Regions from separate parts of the Homo sapiens genome. Here region 2 is linked to region 1. A link is a loop called in an ENCODE intact Hi-C map of the cell type or tissue named here. Cell type or tissue: IMR-90. All regions are shown on one strand. Each heading gives the region's core, and the rest is flanking DNA. Links, peaks and the distances in the headings are about the cores only. Region 1 overlaps KLHL29 (kelch like family member 29). Region 2 overlaps KLHL29 (kelch like family member 29).

The links. A loop is a pair of places that touch in the nucleus more often than their neighbours do. Peaks named below come from ENCODE experiments on the same cell type or tissue, not always from the same donor. Only the 100,000 strongest peaks of a DNase experiment are listed, where the experiment ranks them.
Region 2: it touches region 1 in a loop (6-fold over the local background); 2 of 110 quality-filtered maps call a loop at or near these places.

What each region holds. Positions count from the first base shown.
Region 1 is chr2:23,477,104-23,485,938 of GRCh38, reverse strand. All of the region lies in intron 2 of KLHL29 (kelch like family member 29), which reads right to left. Among named protein-coding and RNA genes, the nearest start is that of LINC02923, 94 kb to the right of the region's middle. In IMR-90, for the core only: no CTCF peak of the experiment used is centred there; a DNase peak (open chromatin) is centred at 4,858; H3K27ac peaks cover 993 bases.
Region 2 is chr2:23,424,974-23,433,808 of GRCh38, reverse strand. The region is part of intron 1 of KLHL29 (kelch like family member 29); the gene reads right to left. Among named protein-coding and RNA genes, the nearest start is that of LINC02923, 42 kb to the right of the region's middle. RefSeq lists an enhancer at 7,721-8,221. In IMR-90, for the core only: no CTCF peak of the experiment used is centred there; DNase peaks (open chromatin) are centred at 3,398, 7,078 and 7,718; H3K27ac peaks cover 2,210 bases.

The DNA of each region.
Region 1 (8,835 bases), core at 538-8,537:
AGTCTTTTAGAATAATAAGAGCAAAGCCTTGTACATGTCTTACGCACTATTCTAGGCACTTTATTATGTTAACTCATTTAGTCCTTACAACCACCAGAAAATTTTATGAAAATCTCTATTTTGCACATGAAGAAACTGAGGCACAGGGAGGTTAAGGACTGTGCCCAGAGGTTGCACAGCTGGAAAGGGGCAGGGCTGGGGTTAGGACCAAAGCAGTCTAGCAGCTGTGCTTGTGACCATTTACTTTCTGCTGCTTGCTGTTGCCTGAATGAATGAACAAAGGCCGTGAGGACCCTCTGAATATGGAACATACCTTTCTAAACATGGCTTGAATGCAATGTTGAGCATACTGAGAGCCTGGGTTCTAGCAAGATCTGGGAGGCCTAGCTTCCTCCTGGGCCATGGACTATGCTTGGAACAGTGGGAAGGAGGGCTCTGGCTGGGTGCACCATGTCCCCAGGGGTGGTGGCCTTGGGAGAGCAGGGTCAGTGCGTCACCCTCTGCCCTAACATGGGCAGCTGTTAGCTGCCTTGATGGGTGTGGCTGGCTCCTTTCACACACAATTTAGACAGGTTAAAGGAGCCACTTTAGATCATTCATTTATCTCAGAAACATTTGAGAGCCTTCTTTGTGCCAGGCTTTGTGACTGAGACACACTGACTGAGACAGTCCCTGCCACCAAAGACTCCCGGTAGTCTCCTGAGAGAGTTCTGGGATCTGAGGACGTGGGGCTGAGGGGCCAGGAGCACAGCCAGAGGCCGTGGGAACTGACTTTTTCCATTCATCAATTCCTTTTCAGCCTGTGTAGGGTGTTTGGCTCTGCAGGCTGCCCTCAGTACTGGGGGTGGGAATGAGCCTTGGGCATACTGGACAGTGACAGGACCACACCGGAACCAGGAAGCAGCAAGTACTACAAGGGTGCCAGGGAGAGAAATGGCATAATGGCATCAGAGGAGAGAGAATTCCCTCGGGGGCGGCCCTGGAGCTCTTTGCCAGGAGATAGGTAGGGATGGGAGAGGCGCTTCTGGAAGACTTGCTCAGCGGGACCAAGTGCCCCAAGGTGGGATATGAACACTCAGGTAGGTCAGGGAGAACAGGAGTCTGCAGAGATGGGAGCAAGAGCCCAGCAGAGACTGGTGCAGGCCAGATTTCCTTTATCTGATCCACAGAGGCAGCAGTGGTAGTTCAGGGAGGACCTGCGCAAGATGGCAGAGCACCGCGAATGCATTTCAGAAAGCCTTGAACTGGTGCTAAATAAATAATCACACTGTTCTGAGATGGAGAGGGAGGACACCTCCTCTCTGTGCTAATGGCAGGGGTGTGGCTCTCTGGCTGGCGGGGCCATCCCACATCCCAGAGTGCTGATCCCAGAAGGGCCTGGACAGAATGTCTCTGTGTTCTGACTTCCGTTTTCCACTTTCAGCACCTGCCTGTGTACCTAGAGAACGGAGTGCCGGGTTAATTGTTGCCTCCTGTGCTGTTACTAGGTTACTTTGTAAAAGCAGAAATGTGCTTCTAATGATTTTTGCTGTTGCTGCTACCTTACGAGCCAGACACTTTTATCTAAATGAGTTGCAACACATCAAGGGTGGCCCGTGAGGACTGCTAGGCTACGTCTGTCTTCCACAGGTGAGCTCGGGCTCTGTGTGTGAGGCTGAAATCTCCCCATTCTCTTCACAACCAGCCTGATTACAAGAAAGGGTGAAAATAGGTATTGGCGGCTGTCATGAATGGCCTCCAGGTGGTCTAGGAGCAAGTGGAGGGGTCTCCAGCCTGCGATGGTCATTCTGTGACCTGTTCCACTTGGCTCAGGAGGGTGACAGCCTGGGTCTGGTTGACTCATGGTCTTTAGGCCTCTTGGGTCATGGTGGGTGGGAAGAAGGGCAGCCCATACGTGACTCCTTCAGTTCTCTTCCTGAGTGGGGGTTGGGACCACATTGCAGCCCAGCAGATGGTCAATGCCTGGCTTGACACGTCGTATGTGCTGCACTAATGGTCGTGGGAGGCAGGCAGGCATGTGATTGATACTTGCTGAGAGCTTTTTAGGCTTCAAAATAAGGAGTGGCAGCTGACATGGGAACAAGAAGGGCCCCTGGGTTGTATTAGGAACCAGGACACAAGGACTCTAGTTTCTGCTCTGCCTGATGGGCTGTGTGACCTTGAGCAAGATACTAGACCTCTCTGGGCTTTGGTTTGCTCCTTGGTACAATAAATGGCAACAAGAACCCCTTTTTGTCTACCTCCTAGAGTCCCTCTCATGATCCAGGAGAGGAAGCTATGAAAACACTTTGCAACCTAAAAGCACTAGGTCACAGAAGGAGGTAACATAAATCGTCTATCTTTAGCCTTAGAGGTTCCAACAAATTGGAGTTGGAGTGGGAGTTGCCAAGGAGTCTCTGTTTTGGGGTCAGGGAGTCCACATGGAACCTAGCTGTGAGGGTGGCTCTGGCCAATGCCCTGTGAGCTTTCAGCTACATCCCCATTATATGAGACAGTGACCTTGGGAGGGTTAGCATGGCATTCAAGGCTGTGTCTCCCAATTCTTAGGTTTCCCTTAGCATTTTTGCTCTGATATCTTTGGTCTTTTTATATCTTCAGGCTTTTACACAAGCTGTTCCCATTGCCTAGTGTTCCCTGCACACACACATATAAATGCATAGGTTTCAATTTCCAGCTTTAACTCACCTCTTCTTTGAAGCCTATGGTTTTGATCAAACTAAGCTAGTTGCTGAATATTCTCACCCCCTCAAGTGTGTGCTCTGGGTCAGGGGTTTTTATCTCATATGGTCACTGTGATACCCCCGGTGCCTACAACAATGCCTAGCATTATAGTAGATGCTCACTAAGTCAAGTAAATGAGTTGCTCTTCCATAGCACTTGGTATACATTCTTTTTGCTGCATTTATCACATATTTGCCACATAAGAATTGATCGCGTTAATCATGTAAGAATTCGTATGTACTGGCTGCCCCACCGGACTGAGAGCTCCTTGCAGGCAGGGCGAAAGTCTGACCTCTCTGGATCCCAGACCTAGGACAATGTACAATGTGACTACCAGTAAGTGATGGATGAATGAATGAATGAATGAATGAATGAATGAATGAATGAATGAGTGAGCGTTGCAACACTCTTCTGTTTCACCATGTGCTGGGTATTCATCCTGTAGTCCCCAGTACTCCTGGCACTATTTGTCCTGTTGTAAGAGAGAGAGACAGGGGTGGAGTTGGAGGGAGAGAGGAGAAATTTATGATTAGAAAACAAAAGCTTAAAAGTCTTTCTGAGTGGCCTCTGAGTATGAGTAAATGAGATCATCCCTACAGGAGAGAAGTCCATCAATTTCAGAGCATGGTCACTCAATGTATGCACACACAGTGCTTTCCCTGAGCAGGATGCACACATGGTGCTTTCCCCGATGGATGCTTTTGTGCAAGTTAGAAAGAGGCACTCCTCTCTCTGAACTCTCAAGGGCACAGCGACACTCCCAGAGCACAGGCTGGGGGTCAGCACCCATGTCTCCTTGGCCAGGTGCCCTCACGGAGGACACAAACTCACCACTGTTCCTGGCAGCCGCAGCCACCTGAGCAGGTGCGAGGTAAGCAAGGAGACAGGCCTCTTAGAAAATCAAATTTTGCCGTAAAAATAAACTCTGAGGTTTGTGGAGAAGCTATTTCTAGCCCAGGTGCCAAACAAGGTTCTGTAGCTAGACTGGACGGCTGTGCGCCCCTCCATCTCACCCGCCATTCACTAAGAGAAACTGCCCATGTGCATGCTATCCTCAGCTCCCTGGCTTTCAGGACTGGGGAAAGAGTCCATCCCTGGGCATCTCCAGCCTTTTGTTGACAATCTCCGCCTGCTGTTTAGCATGGGACTGAGGGCAGCGGACAAGGAAGATGGAAAAGGGGGGCATGGCCTTCCACAATCCTGAACTGGGTGGCGCTTTGGTGACCATCGTTAGCCATCTCTGATCTCCCCCCAGCCCAGTCTCAGCACTCAGATGCTGTGAACCAAACCAGCCTCTTCTTCTTTTTTTTTTTTAACCTGTCACCCAGATTGCAGTGCAGTGGTGTGATCTCAGCTCACTGCAACCTCTGCCTCCCGGGTTCAAGCAATTCTCCTGCCTCAGCCTCCCGAACAGTTGGGATTACAAGCATGTGCCACCACGCCCGGCTGATTTTTGTATTTTCTAGTAGAGACAGCGTTTCGCCATGTCAGTCAGGCTGGTCTCGAACTCCTGACCTCGGATGATCTGCCTGCCTCGGCCTCTCAAAGTGCTGGGATTACAGGCGTCAGCCACCGCTCTCAGCCCAAACCAGCCTCTTCTACGGGATCTTGGAGGGCTCTTGGCAGAACTAGCTACAATTACCCATTGTGGGGTTACAGAACGAGGCTGCTGACCAGCTACTGTGGCTGGGGAAACAGGAGGCTCCTACCCTCTTTCCAGCGAGGGCTGACTGGGGTGGGAGCTGTGCCCAGATCCCAGCCAGAGAAAAGCAGGAACCTTTCTACTCTATTTGTTTTCACTTTGCTAAGTTCCAGAAAGGATTGCAGGGGACTTAAAAGGATACATTAAGACACCATAAATCAAAAGTAGGAGAGAGAATCACAAGTGTAGGAGCAGGAAACGGAGGAGGGAATGTTGCCTACATGAAACCGTATTTAGAAAATGCCATACACAGGCTACAGGTGGGCCACAAATCTGCCTCCAGGCTTGGCAGTGCTTCTGACCTTGGCCACACCCATCAGAACCACCTGGGGAGCTTTACAAAAATCCAGATGCCTGGATCCACCTCCCAGAGACTGACTGTGATCTCACAGATCTGGTATGTAGCCTGGGTATGAGAATTTAAAAAATCTCCCTGGGTGATGTCATAGGCAGCCAGAGTTGAGAGTTACCGTTTCGAGAGCATGGAAGAGGCAAATCTGTTACAACATGATTTGTGGGTCCATGAGATCCTATGACAGTGGCTCGGGAGAAGAATATGTCTGTGGTGGAATCAGAGACACCTCTCCCAAGGGTCCTAGCAAAGGAGTCACAAGTGACAGGATAAACATGAACTGCCACAGAATCCTAAACGAGGGTGCACTGTTGTGACCTGGATGGAGGGCAGCAGATATTCTAACAGCCCGTAGAGTTCATGTGGGGTGGCGCAAGATGAACATAGTACAACATAGCCAAGGTACCCAGCTTTTGGATGGCTTGATCCAGGGGGTAGATTTTAAAGGAACTGAAAGATGAGACAAATTACACATCATCCAGGAATATTGTTTTGCAAACTCTTTATAACTCCCATCTCAGTTCCTCAAGCCATAGAATTCAGGAACTTGGTAATAACACCTATGAGTTGAAAGTAGTGGTTAAAGTTTTAAAACACACTGATATCCTCATGACAGCAATTAGAATATCTGGGGGAAGGACCTAGGCATCTGTAGTTTTTTTTTGTTTTTTTTTGAGACAGAATCTTCCGCTGTCACCTAGGGTGGAGTGGTGCAGTGGTGCGATCTCAGCTCACTGCAACCTCCACCTCCCACTTTCAAGCAACTCTCCTGCCTCAGCCTCCCGAGTACCTGGGACTATAGGCGTGTGTCACCATGCCCGGCTAATTTTTTTATTTATAGTAGAGATGGGGTTTCACCATGTTGGCCAGGCTGGTCCTGAACTCCTGGCCTCAAGTGATCCGCCCACCTCGGCCTCCCAAAGTGCTGGGATTACAGGCGTGAGCCACCACGGCCGGGCCATCTGTAATTCTTAAAGCACTCCGGTCAATGTGCACCAAGGGCTAAGAACTGCTGGCCCTGGTGGCACCGTTCCTCCCTTGTCACCTTTCAAGGTCCTGAGAAATGGGAAGGCCGTGGTTATTCCCGTTTTACAGCTCAGAAGACTGAGGCTCAGAAGGTTTTATAGGGCTTTCCCAGAGTTAGAGGTAGATTTGGGACTAGAATCCAGAGCTTGCCTCCAATCCCAGGTTCCCTGCCACCACGCTGCTTATGAGGACACACTGTCGGTGGTTCTGTAATCTCTGAACTGAATAAAATAATCTAATCCCAAGAGATATGCATGAACAGGGCCCTGTGCCGGGCTTGTAGAGAAAAGAGGATGATCCCTGTCCTCAGTGAGCTCAGGGTCCAGGAAGGAAGGTGAGCAGCCTAAGGCAAAGGAGAAGGAGATGCATGGCTAAGGGAGGGAGGGAGGAGGACTGAGACAGTACGAGTACAAGGCTTCCTTGGAGAGCAAGGAAGCAGCTTTGTTTTGGACAGGTAGAGTCTGATATGTGAATCAGACAGCAGGGATCTGCTACGCATGAGCCACTGGAGAAATGGTCCGGACCTTAGGACAGAGGTGCCATCTGGGAGTCAAGTCTGGGAACAGCTGAAGCAGAGGGAGTGGAGGGAGGGCTGGGGATACAGGGAGCCAAGGAAAGCCTGCGGCACCAACAGCTTCCCTTCCTGGCAGGAGGAGGCGGTGGAGCTGGAGGACGGCAGCTCACACGAGCAAGATGGACAGGAAGCAGGAGGAGAGGCCACTTGCTGACACCGAGGTGGACAGCGCAGGCTGGGGGTCTGCAGCCCTGTTGATGGAAAGGTGCGGAGCAGCTGCAGGGCACCAGGCAGGGAACGGACCAGAATCCCAAATGATGCCTGTGTAGGGCTGAGGGTTCGGCTGAGGTTCTGTTGAGGGATCTGGGCCCCAGCTAGTGGGTGTGGTCACACGGCCTTTTCAGGGGTGTGAGCGCCCACATACCTATTTGAAGAAGGGGCTGCAGAGGTCCCCAGAGTGGGCCAGGGAAAGCAGGTACAGTCAGAAGACAAGGGGGCAGCAGAGTGTCTGTGTCGGCCGGAGCAGCAGTGAGATGTCTGCCTGCAGGTCCCTCCTTGAGGTGGACACCACGGAGGCCAAGAGGGGAGTGGACAAGGGGAGAGCTCAGGAAGTAAGGCTGTCCATGGCACGAGGGAGGGAAGGCAGGCAGCGGGCAGGGGAGTGCGGTCAGAGAGGACGCCTGCAGGATGGACTGGGGGAAGTAAAGGCGGGGGGTGTGGAAGCCCAGGACATGGCCCATGGTGTTCTCTAACTGCCGTTAGCTCTGGAGACATTTGCAACCTCCTCCGAAGACACAGGCGGCATCTAGGGCATTTCGTTTGCTGAGGGCAGGGGGACAAACGGCCTGGACAGACAGTACTGAGACGGCCTCAATGATGGAGGCAGGGGATGCTGCCCAGGGTGGCTCCAGCACCAGTGACGATCAGCACTGCCCTTCACCACCTCCAGAGCCCGAGGTGTCTGCTAATGCCATTCTTGGCTCAGCCTTGGGCTCTGCGCAAACTGAGTCCTCGGCTCAACTCCCCCCACCCCTCTTTCCTGCAGTGCAGGTATCAGATTTCACTCCTCCTAGCTGGTTCCAGTATGGCCTTCTTACTTATTTGGGTGATTTCCACCAAACCACAGAAAAGCAGAGCGCAGCCCTCCACACATGGCTCTTGAACTGGCCTGTTTTGTAGCAGGTTACACAGGACCCTGTGAGCTGGCCCAGTTTCCACAGTAAACTGATAGCTGCTTCCACTGATCCCCAGGGGTCACAGAACCATCTAGGGGCCTCGGAACCTTCCTATCATCTTGGAAATCAATGGGACTCCTGCATGTGAGGGGAGGGCACAGCCAGCACCAGGCTGCATGTTGCGGACACTCCCAGGCACAGTCCCAGCTGCACGTAGTGATTTGTTTACTGAGAGCTCATCAGGTACTGGTATGAGTGGCAGAGGGAGCGGAACACAGAGACAGATCAGGTATGATTCCCATCCTCCAGGAACTGGCCGAGTGCTAGGGAAGACAGACTTGAGTTCACAACAGGGACCCTGGTCTGGGGGCACAGAGATAGAGGCCCACATAGGGTGCATCTGACCAGCTATGCCTGGTGAAACTGCCCTCAAAGTCCCTCCCCATCCTAAAGTACATGATTGCCAGAGCTCAGGACGAACAAGAGAACAAGAGCCATGTGCCACCCTGCATCAGCAGCAGGGAAGATTAGACCCCAAACTAAGGGTCAACATTGAAGAAACCAAAACCCACTGCCCTGGGGTGTCTCTGTTCCCTTCACTCTTGCCAAACTCACAGGTGCATCCAAGGAGAGCTGGCTTCTGTGAAGAATACGTCCTCAATCTTTTCTTTGCCCCGTGTAGGAGCGGGGATGCCATGGCTGCCAAACTGACGCTGCGCTGTCTTGTTTTCCAACTCCCCTTCTCTGACCCAACAGGAGGCCTGGAGGCAAAGGATTCCCCAGTGCCGGCGATATCGCTAGCAAGGACAGCTGTCGCCCACCAGTGGTGCCATGGGCGTGTGCCAACAGCCCACCAGCTCCCTAGGTCAAGAACCCACCTCTCCTCTGGCTGCCCCCACTGGGCTGCTGGGAGGCTGAAGGCTGGATGCACTGTGGGGTCACAGGGTGGGGAACCTTCCATTTCAGTGGCTGATCCTGGCCCAGCCCAGAGCCTTCTCCCGCTTCCTGCTGACAACCAAGGCTGCGCCTAGCCTGAGATTCCAAAGCCATATTTTCTCCTCTCTGTGCAAGGGTTCTGGCAGGGGACAGCCATCCCCAACCTCAATGTCTCTGAGTCCAAAGAGAAAGCTCTCTGACCAGCAGAGAATCTGGACGTGGCAGGAGCCTTGTTGGTCTGATGTTCTGCCCCTGCTGCAGAGGGAAGCTGGAGTTTGGTCCAAGGCAGAGGCCAGGAGGCCACCGGTCAGAAGGCATGAGGGTGGGCGGCTGAGAATACAGCAGTCCCGGGGCTGCTATGGCCTGTGCTCACCCAGCACTAGGCCCTGTGTGTTATGCAGACGCAGCC
Region 2 (8,835 bases), core at 256-8,255, 52 kb after region 1:
TAGCTCGGACTACAGGTGTGCACCACCATGCCCAGCAATTTTTAAAAAATTTTTTTCGTAGAGATGGGAGTCTCATTATGTTGCCTGGGCTAGTCTTGAACTCCTGGCTTCAAGCGGTCCTCCTACTTCAACCTCTCAAAGTGCTGGGATTACAAGTGTAAGCCACCCTGCCCAGCGCTCATTTTTTGTCAAGACACCATCATTGCTTTGTGAAATTTAGTTGGAAATCCATTTGCCTACATAACGTAGGCAGCACCCTTCTCTTACCAGCTGCTGTGGGGATGTACTTTGTCCCCAGACCAATGTCCCACAGGTGCCAGGACACCTGGACAGCACTGCCAGGTCAAGTATGAGCCAGTGGCCTCCGCGGCCACTCCCTGCCCCTCCTCCCCCAACACCAGATTCCCTCATGGGGATGATGGTGCAGTAAAGTCAGAAAAATTGCCCAGGCTTGGCCTCCTCCAAGCTCGGATCCGGGGAATGCCCTAGCAGCTTTGTAGCCACCATAATTCAGGTGCACTGGTAACTCTGCAAAAGGATTTCAACACATGTTCTGGAGGGGTTTCTTGCCATAGAACTTACTCTTTTGCTGGTGGAGACCCAGGCCTCTGGCATAGAAATCCACCCTCTTAGAGGCTGGCGGGACTTTGCAGGAGCAGAAAAGCGCTCGCTGACCCAAGGGTGCTCTGCCACCAGAAGGGGCACCGGCCAGACGGCAGGAGGTGCTCCCCTCCCTTTATCAAGACAACGGAGGGCACACACTCTGAATGTCAGCAAGGAATCAGCACCAGGACCCTCCTGGATGAACCCCAAAGTCCCCTTTGATTCCTTCCTTTCTCTGTGCCTTCCCCCACTCGCAACCCCTGTCTCCCTCACCATGCCCTTTCCTGTCTCTTCATCCTCCCTGCCATTGATAGTTCTTGGAATGAAATATACATACTGGCTGCAGCCAATGGAAACCTGAGTGACCTGGCTCCAGCCAACTTCAACTTCTTCTTAGACCAGTTGCCCCCGACTCCCTCTGCTCTGTTGCCTTTCCAGCCTCAGGGGCACCAGCCCCTCCTGCCTCAGCACCTGCACAGCTCCTCCAGCCCTGGCTGCCTCTCTTGCAGGTCTCAGCTCAAAAACGCCTCCTCAGAGAGGTTTCCCTGAGCTCTGTCACAGGAGCTCCGCTGCCTTCTCCCTCAATCCCACCACCCTGTTGATTTTTTACAGCACTTATCACAATCTGCAATGGTCTTTTAAATCTACATGTGTATTACTGATAAGCCATGCCCCTTTTCCAGAAGTGCAAGGACAGGGACCTTGTCTCAGGCACTGTTGAATCCCCAGAATGGGGCACCATGGCTGGCACACAGCATGTGACTGGAAAATATTTCCTCCAACAAATGAATAGAAAGCTTCCCCATTTAAAAAATAACCAGGGAAATAACTGTAACCAGCTAAGAGCACAGATAGGTGTGTTGCTCGTAGGGCAAAATTTGAAGATAATTTAAATAACCAATAAAGGCAGATTATGTCAATCAATGCTTTGGCATTATTAATTATTAAATACTATTTAACAAGGACGAATTAGATTTTTCAACCATTGACATGAAAGGTACCCAAGATTCTCTAAGTGAAAAAAGCAGATTCCACTATGCATAAGCATACTTTCATGTACAGTAAAATGAAATGATAGCACTAAATAGCGTGTTTATATGTGCATCAAAACCCGAAACAAGAAAGAGATTGAGGAAACTTCGAGAAATGGTGATCTGGAATTGACGTCCATAGTTTTAAACTGTGGTTATCCCTGGGGCGGGTGGTATTATGAGGTATTTTCATTCATTTCTTTTTGGTTCATATTTTCTGATTTTTAAATAATGAACATGTGTTTTCACTGCTTTTTTTTTTTTTTTTTTTTTGAGATGGAGTCTCACTCTGTCGCCCAGGCTGGAGTACAGTGGCGCAATCTCGGCTCGGCTGACTACTGCAAGCTCCGCCTCCCGGGTTCACGCCATTCTCCTGCCTCAGCCTCCCGAGTAGCTGGGACTACAGGCGCCCGCCACAACGCCCAGCTAATTTTTTTGTACTTTTAGTAGAGACGGGGTTTCACCGTGTTAGCCAGGATGGTCTCGATCTCCTGACCTCAATGATCCACCCGCCTAGGCCTCCCAAAGTGCTGGGATTACAGGCGTGAGCCACCGCGCCCGGCCTTCACTGCTTTTTTAATAAGAAAAAAAAGAATGAAATTGAAATGAAGAATAATCTCCCACTGCCCATGTTCACGGCAGCTACTGAGGGGCGGCTGCCGGCGGAGGAGCAGGGCTGGCGAGGAGCCTGTCAAGGGAGTCCCGGAACGGGAGACGGCAGAGGTGGGGCTGCTGGGAATAATTATTCTTTCCCCATTTTGAGCCCACATCAGAGAAAATACACTTGTTAGATAATGAAATCAGAAGCCTCCAGGCATATTTCCTTCCCACGGAGAAAAACCAGCTGTGGTCTTATTCACTGCACTGCTGTTCTATGCCTTGAGCTCTGAACACAGGGTCACACATTTAGATAAAGGACCCATCTGCCAACTCTGGACACCTGTAAACTCAGCTCCAGCCTCGGGAGAGTAGGAAGACCTGTTGGTGCCATGGACTCCACATACACCTCTGAAATGTCTGGAATGGGACACAGAATAGAGGCAGCTCCTCCTGATGCTTCTACACAGGTGCTAGAGGGGTTTTCCAGCAAGACCACTGCAGCAGCTCTGGGGACACTCTCCAGGCTGCACAGCACGGAGAAAGGAGTATCTGTTGTGTCCGTCTATTTCAAGTCTGCATCCTTTCAGTGTAGGGATATCTGGGAAGTCATTTTAAGAAGTAAATGTAAACCAACTGTAAGGTCTAACTGTGTTTGTCAAGAATTAATTCAAAATGGAGTTTATAGACACAGCACTCTGACCTGAGACAATTCTTTTTGCCTCTGGGCCTCGGTTTTACCATCTGTAAAATGGAAAGGCTGGACCAAATGCTACCCAAGGGCCGCTCACTATCTAGAAGAGAAAAAATTAGTTCCCGGGTTCTAACCTAGACCACTGACCACAGTAGCACAGGCATCAGGGGCGCAGCAAGGAAGAGATCCTGTGGGCTGAGGTAGGCAGGGTGAGTTTCCTGGGGAATGTGAAAGCTGAACAGTGCCTTGAAGAATGGGTCAGATTTATGTAACTGAACGGCACTGGGCACTGATGTAATGATCTCAGGCACCTGTCCCTTTTGGGCCAGCTGGAGGGCCCAGAGAGTCCTTCTCAGGGAGGGATTTAACTGTGGGTGATTTTCCTGGGCTCTGAGCTAAGGCAGGTTTGTGAATTCCAAAGCATCAAACAAGCAATAGATTCCTTTTAGAACATGCGTCATCTCATGTAGTCACTGTAAGTGATCTGTGTGAAGCCAAATAGTAACACAGTGGAATTCTTTCAGAATGAGTGGGGAAATCAGGATAGAGGATGAGGTCTTCACAAGGCAGCAGTATGGACTAGTACAATTGTTCTCAACATATGGTTTCCATACCAGCAACACTGGCATTGCTTGGGGGCTTGCTGGAAGTGCAGGATGGCAGGCCTCCCTCACCCAGCTTCACTGAATCGCACACTCTGGAAGTGAGGCCCAGGAATAGGTTTAACAAGTCTTCCAGGTGACTTTCAGACAGGTGAAATTTGATAACCACTGCACTGGTGGAAGGAAGAGAGGGTCCAGAGTCACACGGCAAGGGTTCAAATCCCAGCCCCAGCAAGCTGAATATACCCAGCAACTCAACCTCTACTCGGTTTTCTCATCTGTAAAATGAGATTCATTCATTTTTATCCAGGAGGACTGTTGAGAAGATTCAAGTAGTTAATATATGTAAAGTGCCTATTACAGTGCCAAGTATTAAAAAAATTGAAAAAATATAAATTTAAAGTCACTAGAAGGAAACTTACAAAATGATAGTGGTAGCTGTTGGAAGGGAAAGGGGTGTTATAGGTGATTTCCCTTCCCCTCCTATCTGTTTCCCAAATTTTTTTTTTCTTTTTTCTTTTTTTTTCTTAGACAGAGTCTTGCTCTGTCATCCAGGCTGGAGTACAGTGGCACGATCTCAGCTCACTGAAACTTCTGCCTCCCAGGTTCAAGCAATTCTCCCTGCCTTAGCTTCCAGGGTAGCTGAGATTACAGGCGTCCGCCACCATGCCTGGCTAATTTTTGTATTTTTAGTAGAGACGAGGTTTCACCATGTTGGCCAGGCTGGTCTCAAACTCCGGACCTCAGGTAATCCGCCCACCTCGGCCTCCCAAAGTGCTGGGATTACAGGAGTGAGCCACTGCGCCCAGCCTGTTTCACAAACTTTTGATGAGGCAATTATGTTACTTTGAAAGCACAAAAGAAACATCTGTAGAATGCAGTGAGACCCCCACAACCAAAGCTCTGTCCCTCAGGGCTGGGTGGTGGTTTACACGCTGAGGAGCACATATCATTGTACAGTGCAACCTCTCCCAGGGACATGTGGGCACCAAGGCCCCAGCGCCAGCAACCATGGCTCCCTGGGCTGCACAAAAGCAACTCACATGGAGAGAACAGATCTTAGAGGCCCTGGCTCATCAGTGACAGAGCAGGGCCCAGCTGAGCATGTATGCACACGTGCGTGCCTGGGTGTATGTGAACATATGTACCCAAGTGCAGGCTGGTGTTGGGGAGAGGTGGATGCTCACGATCCTCACCCAAAGAGTTGGCCATGAGTTCCAAACTCCCTCGCTGTGCACACAGGGGAGTCAAGGCCCAGAGAGAAGACACTAGCCCAACCAAAGCTATACCTTGAGCTGGCAGCAGAATCAGGATGAGAACCCAGAGTCCAGCCTCGCTTAACCTGGGCTGAGAGATGTGGTGTAGAACTTTCTATATATTGTCCGAAAAGGAGACTTAAAGGGAAAGGCTGGGACATTGCAAAGCAAAATACTAAAGAAGTACCGGGAGGCTTTGCTGGTTCTGTTGGGGGAGCCAACGGCCCCAAATCATTCCTTGCATCATGTAAAATCTTTTGAAATTTTCAGGGTATGCCAAGTTCCAATTCAGCCCTCAGGTTTGGGCACGAGAAGAGGGACATTGTTCACCACTCGGCCACAAATGACAATTTGACTCACAACAGCCACTGAAACCCTGAGTATCAATCATATAACATAATTAAGTGTGTGTGTGGCGGGGGGTAGGATGGTAAACAAGGTACCTTTCTTGCCTCCAAGGGACTGACGACCTGTATGATGCACTCTGGCAATGGTGCCTGCACACAACAGTTGTGTGGTCATTGTTGGTGCAGGTAGGCGAGAGGAGCTGAGACCGGGACACCCATCACAGCAAAAGACAAAGCATAGTAAAGTGATTATGGAGTGCCAGGAAGGAGGGATAGAAGTTGAGGGAAACTAGTGAAATCCTATACCCATGCCAGACCCTAAACACCTACCTCGCAACATCACTGGGGGAAAATGGGCCTTCAGGTCCCAAGCCTCACATGCAGGGGGACAGCGGAAGACACAGCCACTTGCCGCAGAGTGACTCAGCTCCCCTACATTTCTGCCCATGCAGATTCCTAGACCTGCCCACGTCAACACTCCAAGGCCTTCTGCGGACACGGTCCAAACTCTGTTCTCTCTGGATGGCAGCTGTCGTGGATGAGGCCATGCGGCAGGTGCTCTGTCATTAATCCGTTAGCAGTGATAGCCTGCAATGCTCCATCAGGGTGTGACATATTTCGACACCAATCAAGAAATGAGTTTTCACGCATGCTGATGGCTAATCAAGGCTGCAGGCAGAGACAGACTCTGGCACGCTTGTTAATGGCATTCTCTATTAAACGGGAGCCGCCCAGGTATAAAATAACCACCCAGATAGGAGCCTCCATGAGCACAGGAAGATGGGCAAACAGACAGCTGATGGGCTCCCAACATTGTTTTACTTAACTACAACATGCCAGAATATTCCACAGAACAGATTCCAGTGTTTAAAAATATGTCACAAAACTGACATCAAGGACCTTGCTCATACACTGACAGGATTTTACATTTTTATCTTAAAATATTTCCCAGTAGGTGAATTACCCAAATTAGTCAATAATAGACCCCAAAATTACTATGTTTAGCCAATTGAGTGTGACACCAAAACGCCTGACCACATGAGCCATCTCTCCCTCAAAGCCATTTTAACGTGACTGTCCGCAGGCGCTGAAAGGTTGCAATTTTGCTGTGATGATGAAATGCCACAGCAGAAGGCCATAAACTAATAAACACGGATGTGGCCACGCAGAACACGCCACCCCTCTGAGCCTCACAGAGAACTCAAAGTTACTGTTAACACCTAGAAGTTTTAAAAAATGTTATTTCCGCCAATATCAATTTTTCATCAGGACACACCATCTAAAGCATGACTTCCCACTGTGAGAGACTTTTCTGGCAGCTCAGGTTAAAGAAGTCATTCAGTAAAAGAGTGATTTTTGACAGATTCATTCATTTCCTGTGGTAACACCGTATTGTTAAGTTCACCTCCATTTTGGTGTAAATATAGAACGCCGCAAAAATATTCAGCCCAGAATGATCAACGTGTGGCCCCCTTTCAAACTGGCTCTTGCACAGTTTTCGGCTGTGCAATTAGCCAGCACCTTCTTGTGGAGTCAGGAGACCTGAGCTCCTGTTAGGTACTGTTTTGGGAAAAAGAGTAGGGACATTCAGAGGCACCATGCAGCGGTCACCTGGGATATGAAATGCCAGATCAAGAGGCCTGGGTATCAGTAAGCAAATCGTTTAATGGCTCAAATCCACATCACTCTATAAAAGAGTGCTATCACTTTTCTGGTTAGAATAAGAAAAGGCCTTGAAAGCAATGTTCTTTTCTGAATGACACATGTGGCTCTGTTAGAGGTTAGATTTCAGGGTGCGTCATGTGTACTTCACCCTCATGGCAGACTGTATCACCCCCCGCTAGAACACAGAAGCTTCCAGAAGAGCTGTCAGCTGAGGCTGGGTCCAGCTGTGCACTGAGACCTTGGCAGAAAGAGCTGGCAACCTGGCCCTTTGCTGTCCCAGTCACGGCTCTGAGTGCTGCACTGGATTCTCGGGCCATACTTTCCATGGGATGTTGACAAACTGCAGCCCATTTAGAGACGTGACTCAGATGCCAAAAGTACATGAAAAGTATGTGTGAGCCAGGGCAGGAGACATTCTTGCAGATTGGGCGTTTATTTGCAGCAGCGGGGAGGGTGTCTTTGCTTCTTTACATGCCTGAAAGGCCTTCCTGTAGCAGGCGGACCAGGTGCGCACTGGGAGACCCCGAGGGGCAGAAAGAACCAGAACTGGAGGGGAAAAGCTGATGGAAGAGGGGCCTCCCCTCAGTTGGGCTAGGAGCTCCTGCTCCTGGAGGTGACCAGTGGCCGCCGGGAAGTCACTTGGCAGGGGAGCCCTGGGGAGCTCATGAGTCAATGATTCCATAAATAATAGTACCTTGGATTGATACATTTGAGGATGGGTTGTGGCAGGTCAACCAGCTGGAACAGATACAAATAAATGTTCCTGCAGGAGGGTCACAAAACACCTGCAGAGCCTGAGTACAGTAGAATGGTTTCTGCTGTTGCGTAAGTTAACCCTCTGCCCTACTCATCCCCTCCTCCCCGCTTCCCACAGCCTTCCAGAACCCAGTTGTCCCTCCCAAGAGCCTTTCCCATGACCCTGAGGCCATCTCCCCACCTCAAAGGCACTCCCCAGGCATGGGAAGGGTGCAGTCATCCTCTGTGATCAGTATCTTTGAAATGGCACACACCCTTGTCCCAGAACACTGGAAGAATGCACACATGGGAGCCTGGGAGAATGTATACACAGCATGCTCTTGGCCACCCTGAGGCCCTGGGCGGCCTCTTCCCACCTCTCTGGGCTTTGATTTGTGCCCTATGAAGAAAGAGACCCAGCCTGGATCACTATTGTCCTGTGGTCCTTCCAGTGCTCACAAATGGTACAAGGAACAAAATTCCACCTGGCTGCTATTGTTCTGCCAAGTCATGTGACAGCCAGTTCTCAGAAATGATGTCGCCTGCACCCAGTACACCCAGTCTAATCTAAGGCAAGCTGGCAAAGCAGCTTAGCGGGGATCAGCCAAGGGCTGCTCCTTTCGGGGCTGCAGTCTGGGGGGACACTGGCTTCCTTTCATCTGTGTCTCCAGCTCACTCCCTATCCCCACACCAGGGTAGGACGCAGGCAGGGGGCTCACCCTGCTACCTGCCCAGCGTTGCGTTCTTTGAAGGATGAACTCAAAGGCAACACTCCTAAATGCCCTCACCTCTGGCTAGCTTTTGGCATTTGCTATGGGACCCTGGTCTGGCCGGCCCTGGAGAGAGAGGTATTTGCTGGCGCCCAAGGAGGAAGCCATACATTCCTTAGCAGGCGGGGACTGGTTGTTCCCCACCCTCACTTCTCTCCCCTTCTCCAGCTCCCTCCTGAAATCCCTGGGCTTTGTGTCTCTAGATCAGCATTTCCAATTCTGTTTTTGACTAATGAACTCCTTTCACAGTAATCTATAATTTCACAAACCCCCTACAATTAAAAAAAATCATTTTATCATTTTTGCATGGCTTATGGTAAAAAAGATTTTTAGTTAAATATTTTATATGAGTATATTATTCAAGGATTATATTAAATGAGCATTAAAAGACCATTTTTTAATAACGTTCATTATATATAAAGACACATTTCAACATTTTCCCATTTAACGTTATACACAACATTTCATTTCCTTTAAATTAGTTGTGCAAGGAAAGACTGATTTGTTGACAAATAAAAAATGACATTTTGGTTTG